Linked DNA regions of Homo sapiens: region 1 is linked to region 2. Evidence: chromatin loops called from intact Hi-C (ENCODE). Cell type or tissue: mammary epithelial cell. All regions are shown on one strand. Region 1 overlaps TMCO4 (transmembrane and coiled-coil domains 4). Region 2 holds the start of TMCO4 (transmembrane and coiled-coil domains 4).

The links. A loop is a pair of places that touch in the nucleus more often than their neighbours do. Peaks named below come from ENCODE experiments on the same cell type or tissue, not always from the same donor. Only the 100,000 strongest peaks of a DNase experiment are listed, where the experiment ranks them.
Region 1: it touches region 2 in a loop (2.2-fold over the local background); 2 of 110 quality-filtered maps call a loop at or near these places.

The regions. Positions count from the first base shown.
Region 1 is chr1:19,736,022-19,740,021 of GRCh38, forward strand. It overlaps TMCO4 (transmembrane and coiled-coil domains 4), which reads right to left. Exons shown (of 16, transcript NM_181719.7): 12 at 3,803-3,939; 13 at 1,351-1,435. Among named protein-coding and RNA genes, the nearest start is that of TMCO4, 62 kb to the right of the region's middle. In mammary epithelial cell, a CTCF peak has its summit at 1,504 (motif pointing right); DNase peaks (open chromatin) are centred at 10 and 3,780.
Region 2 is chr1:19,797,838-19,801,837 of GRCh38, forward strand. It overlaps TMCO4 (transmembrane and coiled-coil domains 4), which reads right to left and starts at 2,079. Exons shown (of 16, transcript NM_181719.7): 1 at 2,018-2,079; 2 at 300-378. RefSeq lists a silencer at 1,824-2,323 and an enhancer at 2,247-2,747. In mammary epithelial cell, a CTCF peak has its summit at 1,806; a DNase peak (open chromatin) is centred at 3,324; H3K4me3 peaks cover 1,560 bases.

The DNA of each region.
Region 1 (4,000 bases), 62 kb before region 2:
GTTCCAGCTCTGACTACAACTGCATGACTAAGCCCAGGCAGGAGAGGCAAATGGTCTTGCCAACTCATAGAATCGTGAGAAATGATCAGTTATTGCTGCTTTTGGCCACCGTGTTTGGAGAGGCCGTTTTGCAGCAACAAATAACAATCATGGTGGAGGGCAAAGGAGAAGTAAAGGCACGTCGTACATGGTGGCAGGCAAGAGAACGCGTGCAGGGGAACTGCCCTTTATAAAACCATCAGCTCTCATGAGACTTATTCACTATCATGGAAACAGCATGGGGAAAACCCACCCCCCTGATTCAATTACCTCCCACCGGGTCCCTCCCATGACCCATGTGGATTGTGGGAGCCACAATTCAAGATGAGATTTGGGTGAGGACACAACCAAATCATATTAAGCTCCAATCCTTCTCTCCCATCCACCCTCCACTCCCAGGTTCAACAATTTCTCTCTGAGTTCCTCCTCTTGCCTTCAGAGTCCTGCCGCTGCTACCTTCCACTGAGAGGAGGTGAGCCCATGTTCCAGGAGCAGTGAACCACTCCAAGTGCCCCAGGCTCGGCAACTCACTCTCCCAACCAGCCCCTCCACAGGCAGCCCCTGCTGACAGATCTGTCCAAAACCAGCATTCTGCCCTGGAGACCTCACCTACCCAAGGCCAGGAGCAGCAGCCCTCAAGCTTTTCACTGCCTTGCACAGAAAGGATGACACTGGAGGCATGACACACTCCCAAAGGTGTCTGTGTGTGGTTGAATGGTGAACCCCCAGAAGATATGTCCACCCAGAACCTGTGAATGCGACCTCATCTGGTAAAAGGGTCGTTGCAGATATAATTAAGTAAATGATCTTGACATGGGATCACCCTGGATGAGAGTGGGCCCTAAATCCAATGACTCTGTCTGTCCTTATGAGAGAAGACAACAGGCAGAGACTGGAATGACATGTCTACAAGCCAAGGAATGCTAAGGACTGCTGGCAGCCACAAGAAGTTGGAAGAGACAGGAAAAATCCTCCACTAGAGCCTTCAGAGGGAAAGTGCACCTGCCAACACCTTAATTTTGAATTTCTTGTCCCCTTCATTCCCACTTGGGAAAGTGCATTAGAACACAAAAGCCAGTGTCATTATTACAGGATGGTCCATCTTGCATCTACTCTAATGTATGTATATAAAATCATTTCCCCAAGGTTGATGACGATTTTTCTTGATTTTTAAACTATTTTTAACTTTTAACTATTATTTCTAAGAACTGGGAACACATTTTGCAAGGCTCATGGCCCCTGGCCCAGAACATCTGTCCCTGGGAACAAGCTTGTGAAGGGTTTCCGTCTGTGACAATAATCCATGCTCACCTTTCTCTTGAGCCATCTCCTGCAGACAGAAGTAGATGACTCTGGCTCCCAGGCTGAAGCCAATCAAGGTGACAGGTCGTCGCCCCTGAAGGGAAAAAGGACACAGGTGTCTGGAAGGAATACTGCCAGTTCTAGCAAAACATCAGGCCTGAGGAGGGCAGCCTTTGCACATTCCTTACCACCTGATTCTCATCTAATGAATCATGCATGTGCTGTTCCGGTCCCTGAGCGCTGATGTCTTAATCAGCAGAGTCAGGACCCTCATTTATGCAGGAGTGCACCTGCTGCTGGAATTGGCTTCCTCCAAGGCCAACAGGCAGCCCCCGGCTGGGTTAATTCCCTTTCATCTCAAATCATTATCCAGCCACCGTCTCATCTTCCCCAGGAGACAGGGCTAGTCAATTACAAGAGCAACTTCCCTTGCACTGATCTGCCTTGCGGCAAATGGCTGCAGTGCTGCGGGACCCCTTCCGGAGCTGGGGAGATTAGACAGAAGGCACCCCCAGGTGTGAGGGGTAAAAAGGCAAGAGTGACAAGGGAGGGACAACAGTTCAGTTTCTAGATAGGAAGGTGGGGCACAAAATATTGGCTCTAAGTGATAAGATAAGGTAGTAAGTCAGATGGAAAGAGGAATTTTCTGACTCAAGGACTTGTAAGAAAAGGTAACTGATCATGTCAAGACTCTAAAGAAAATGAAAGTTATCTGGGGGTGTTTGGGTACAAGCTTACATGGAAGGAGAGGAGGGGAGTGGATGAGCTCTGGAGGCCCAGCCTGGTTTTACCAGTCTATTCCTTTTCCTTGGTTTTGTGCCAATACACGTATTCCACATCCCCACACCACTCCACTTACCACAGTAGAAAATCCTCTGTTAAACAGTATTCGAATCCTGCAGGAGCTTTGTGCCAACCCTGCTGGCCACTGCCCAATATCATTCTCCCCTTTGTCCTTTACTCCTGAGTTTGACTGGGCACACGGCCACCCAGCCAAAGACGAAGTTTCCCTGACTCCTCCGTAGCTTGAGGTGGCCACAGGGCTGAGACTTAGCACAGGGCAAGGAAAGGGGATCCTCCCTAAGGCATGCATTTTTGCCTTTTGACCTCCAGAGCTGTAAAATAGTACATTTGTTTTCAGCTGGTAAATTTGTGGTAATTTGTAACAGTGGCAGCAGGAAACTAACACATCATCTTGCTCCAGATATTGACACCCAGACTCTTACTTGGGAGAGAACAAAATTCTATCTTGTCTAAGCCAATGCCACTTTGGCCTTTGCCTTAGAGTCAAGCCTGCCGAAGGATTTTCTGTTTCTTTTGACAAAGACGCAGGGATTGAAGGGGGTGGCCAGTTGCTCAAGCAGTTTAGCTGCATGGCAGAAACTGCTAGTTGTCATCCCTCAATATCCATCCTCCCTTTTTTCCATAGTAATTGAATTTCAGCTGGGTTCATCATCACTCAGAATAAATACTATATTTCCCAGCTTCTGTGGCAGCTAGGAATGGTCATGTGACTAGGCTCTGGCCAGTGAGACACCAACTGAAATGTTGTAAGGCTTTGCTGTTTCTTCTTCAGTTCTTCCTTTCTCCTGCTCCCTGGAGCTCGGATGATGCCATCTTTGATACAAGGTCAAGACCCCAGAGCAACAAGGTAGCAGGAACCTGGGCCTCTGCACCATGGAAGGCTATTAGACAACCTTGCTAGGCTTCTCCAGGAAAATAAATTTCTACCTTGTTTAAGCCACTGTTATTTTGGGTTTTCTCCCACTTCCAGCCAAAACAAATCCTGACAATGCAGTCATTTCTGGTACTGCTTCTCAAGCTTTTGTCTCCATTCACTCAAGTTTTATTCTGAAGGGGATGGTTTTATTCTCTTGGTAAGTACATCTTTACTAGATTCAAATTTTAAAAGTATTATGATGATGTCTCTTCCTAACCATTTTACATGGTATTTAGACCACCAAAGATGACCTCACAAAGTAGCTTTATACTTCTGGGAAGGAACACCAGGCCACCAGCATGTGGGAATTCCATTGGTGGCCAGCTGAAGCACCTGGTCTCATTCACTTTACTGGCTTCACTGCAAACTGCGTCAGAGGTTTCCACTGAAATATCACCCAAATGAGCCCAGTGATTATCCTAAACACTTGAATGAAGAGCTGATACATAGGAGCCACTTTTGCTTCTGCCAGAGTCCCCCAGACTTGTTCCTACCTGCAGATGCCCTGTTATTCAGTCCTTACCTAAATACCTGCTAGAGCTGCAGAGTCTATAATTTTTACTGTTCATCCTAGGACACATTCATTACTTGAACTGGAGAGGCAGCAAGGACTGCCCACACCCCCAAAACCATTGAGTTATCTCCAAGTAGCCTTGCCTCTAAGGCTGATATCTGTGAACAAGTCAGCACCTGACTTCCCCTCTTGCTCAATGCCACGCCCACACAGCCATTCCCAGGTACCTGCTGCCGGGAGAGCAGGATGTGGGCCAGGTGCTTGCCAACCTCTGCTGATCGATGGAGACACACCCCCCAGGGGTTGTCGATGACATTGGCGACACTGAGGAGTGAGGCTGGCCAGGTCAGGGCAGCCACAATGCCTGGGGAGGTGAGATAGTGATGAAGGGAATGGCCCCTGTCCTAGGGTCCTACTAGGGAAGT
Region 2 (4,000 bases):
TGGGTGACAGAGTGAGACTCTGTCAAAAAAAAAAAAAGAGAGAAGAAAGAAAGAGAGAGAGAGAGGGAGGGAGAGAGGGAGGGAGGGAGGGAGAGAGAGAGAAAGAGAGAGAAAGAGAGAGAAAAGAAAAGAAAAGAAAAGAAAAGAAAAGAAAAGAAAAGAAAAGAAAAGAAAAGAAAAGGAGAAAGAAGAAAATGGGAAGCCAGAGCGGGGTTTTAGGCAGAGGGTGGTACCATGATATCAGGGCAGCTTGAAGCGGAGGTCGGCTAAATGGAAAGTGGATTGGATTTCACTCTCACCCCTTCTGCCTGCTGTCACACGTTCCAGAGAGCCAGTTCCCCACTCCTCATCAGCAGCCCCGGTTTATAATGTACAACACTGTTTACAAAACACACAGGCCAAAAGAGAACACAATGAGAAACCACCCACTGACATTTCTTAGGTCCCACGTTAGCCAGCCCTGGTGGCTGATCAGCCTTTGTAGCCCAGTGGTACCAGAGTAGAGAGAGATGGTTTGAGCCTTATGAGGAACTCTCCAGACCCCAGCTTTTGTGGGAGCTACATGCTGAGCTATGACAACCTAATCGATGAACTCCTCCTGTCCAACTCCTCCTTGGGCCTTAGGACTAAAAAGTATAAAGTCTCCCAAAGTGTCAGATACTGCACTGGGCCTTTTGTGGCTTCAGCTCCTTTAATTTTCACAACAACCTTGGAGACAGGTCATTTAACTTGCCTGATCCCACTCAGTTACAAAGCTGCAAAGCTAGCACCTGAGCCCATCTCTGTCTGATGCTGCACACGAGGGCTTGAGGCCACTCTAATACCGATCTCTTCTGCTGTCTTCATGTACTTCACAGTTGGGGAAATGCCAGTGGTCTCCCCTGTGCCCAGCCCTCCCTCCCCAGGCTGAAGGGCAGGGCTTTATTCCACCCTCTGGAGTGTACTTCCTGAGGGCAGCGCTCCTTTTTGTTCACTGCTGTATCCTCGTTGCCTAAACAATGCACACAGTAGGTGCTCAACAAATATTTGGTGAATGAACAAATGGATGTTCCCAAAGCTTAAAAGAGTGTCATATTTTCTGCAATGAACACTGAGTTAGGAAAAAGGGGGCTCATGTGCTGACTCCTACTTCGAGTTAGGTAGTAGTCTGGGATTCTAGCCTGGCCCTGCTCCTAATTCCCAGTGCAACCCCAGGGAAGGGCCAGGCAGCCTGGTCAGGGCAAAGGCATTGTGGAGGCCAACTCTGTGCGAAGCACTGGGTCAGGCTCTCCAGGCAGGTAGCCCAGGTTTTTATCTCTTGCTTCCTAGCTGTGTGGTCTTGGGGAAGTTACCTCACCTCTCTGAGCCTCAGTTTACCCAGCTGTAAAATCCACTCAAAAGTCAGCAGCAGTAATTCTTCCCTCCTGTAACTTCAGGCATGGGCACCAGAAGACATGGCCTCCTTGTAACATGAGGAGCCTGGTTTTTCTCCAGAGGCTCCCCAAGCCCTCCTGGAATTCTCTGTTTGAGAGTCTGCGGGGGGACAGGGAGACAGGAGGCGGGGGAGTCCTAGAGGCCTTCCTGACGGGGGCGTGGAGGGGCCACGTGGGGCAAGGGGAAGCACAGGGACCTCTTGTGACCTTGGGCAAGCCCCCTTCCTCTCTGACCTTGACCAGCGTCCTCATTTGTCAAGGGAGCGGCTGGGTGACCTCTAAGAACTCGGAGGCCGAGGCCGGAGTCGCCCGAGTGCTCCGCCCAGCCTCAGTTTCCCCCTCTGCCTCCCCAAGATTTCTAAAAGCACTTCCGGCTCTGAAAACAAACCAACCACCAGCAGGCGGCCTGGGCTTAGGGCAGGCAGCGCCAGGGAGCGCGCGGCCGCTTCCTGGTGGGTCCAGTGTCCCCGGGGTGGAGGGCGGGGCGCAGGGCAAAGGGCCCCGGGGCTGGGCCGGGCTCCGAGTGCCCCGCGTGGGGCCGGCGGGGAGTGGCCCAGCGAGGTGCGCGCCACCGTGGCCTGGCGGCTCCTCCGGGGCCCCCTTACCTGGAGGCGGCTGCGAAGGCAAAGGCGGAGGCGGCAAAACCGGCGAGCGGCTCCTCCCGCCCGGCCCGGCCCGGCCCCTCCCCTCCCCGCCGCGTCCCGGCCCCGGTCCCGGCCCGTCCCGCCGCCTGCCCCGAGCGCGCCTGGTCGCCACCGGCCGGGCGGAGCACTTAGGGAGCGCGGCGCGGGGGCGCGGGGCCTTCCAGGCTCTGACTCGCCAGCTGCGGGTCCCGACCTGGCTCGTCCCACCTCTGCCCCACCTCCACCACCCATCGCGACAGGGGTGCCGGCCTCTGCAGGTGACCGGCAAGCCCGCGGCGCCACATCTGTGTGTGGGTCCATTTACCCTCCAGGAAGCAGCGAGACAGCGCGGCGCGGGAGAAGGGCCCTGCAGGGTTGGACTTTGCAGAAACTGCCCGCGAAGGACTCGGCCCCGAGAGTGGCATGCCCCAAAGCCACATTTTGAAGACAAAGTCTTCAAAAATGTATAATGTAAACAAAGAACCAGCCGCAGAAACCGCCTTCCCGCACGTGTATGCAGCACTTTGTAGTTTGCAAAGTGTTCAGATATCTAAGTTCTTCCTGATTCTACTTTCATTTTCCCTAACGCTAAGTTTGGTCCTGTCTCAGGGCCTCTGCCTGGAGGCTCCCGTGCCTGGGACTCTCTGCCTTCAGACCTCCCTTTCCCCCAATCCATTTCCTGCTTTCCATTCTGGTCTCTTGGGATGGGATCTGAGAGTCTTCCCTGAGCACCCAGCACATTCAGTCATTGAACAAATTTACCGAGCACCTACTACGCGCCAGGTACAGTTCTTTTTTTTTTTTTTTTTTTTTTTTTGAGATAAGAGTCTCGCTCTGTCACCCAGGCTGGAGTGCACTGGCCCGATCTCAGCTCACTGCAACCTCCGCCTCCCGGATTTAAGCGATTCTCCTGCCTCAGGCTCCCTGGTAGCTGGTACTACAGGCGTGTGCTACCACACCCGGCTAATTTTTGTATTTTTAGTAGAGACGGGGTTTTGCTATGTTGGCCAGGCTGGTCTCGAACTCCTGACCTCTGGTGACCCACCCGCCTCGGCCTCCCAAAGTGCTGGGATTACAGGCGTGAGCCACCGCGCAGCCCCAACTAGACTTTAAAAGCCCTGGAGGTGGGCGGGTTTAGGCTGCCTTGCTCTCCGCTGTGTGCCCAGCCCCAGGGACTGTGCCTAGCACTTGCAGGTGCTCAAAAGAAGCACTTAATGAATGGATCTCTTTCCCCTAGCAACCCTGTGAAATTTCATCACACCCACTCTGAAGGAGAGGAAACCGAGGCTCAGGTCCAGACAATGCAGAAGCCACAGAGCTAATGAGTGCCAGAGCTAGGGCATGAATCATCGTGGCCTCAGAAGCTGTTGCCCTTACTCCCAGTGAAGACAATCTAGGGTTATGGGAGGAAAAGGTACCGACGGGGGTCAGAGACCAGCATCCCAGCTCAGAGCCTGGGACTCACGCACCTGTGAAATGTTCCTTCCTTCATCTGCTCATCTCCCCACTGGCCAATCAGGACCAAGAAGGGCAGCTCTACCCACCCATGAAGTTATTGTGAGGGTCAAATGGGTCAATCGTGTGCAGGCTTTAGGGGAATAAGGGGTTATATCTGAGCATGTGAGCTTTGTCAAGATTGAGAACTGCAGCCAGCCCTCCTCTTAATGTCTGGCAGCCCCTTCCAGCAGATCAGCTTTGTGGGACCAGGCACCACTCTGCACTCCCCTGCTTTGCCCTGTCTCTAATTTGATTAGAGACCTTGTGTTGAACACACTTGTCTTTGGGTATTGGACCCTGTTCAGCCATTGCCCGGCACCCAACCCTCACCCTAGTCGCCCCCACTGCACACAGTTCCTGATCCCATCATTGAGGCTATGGGTGGGAAAGATGGAGAAAATATGTTTACCCCTTTTGGTGTATGCTTTTGAGATTTTGTTAGGTTTGGTATTGGACATTGAAGAATTT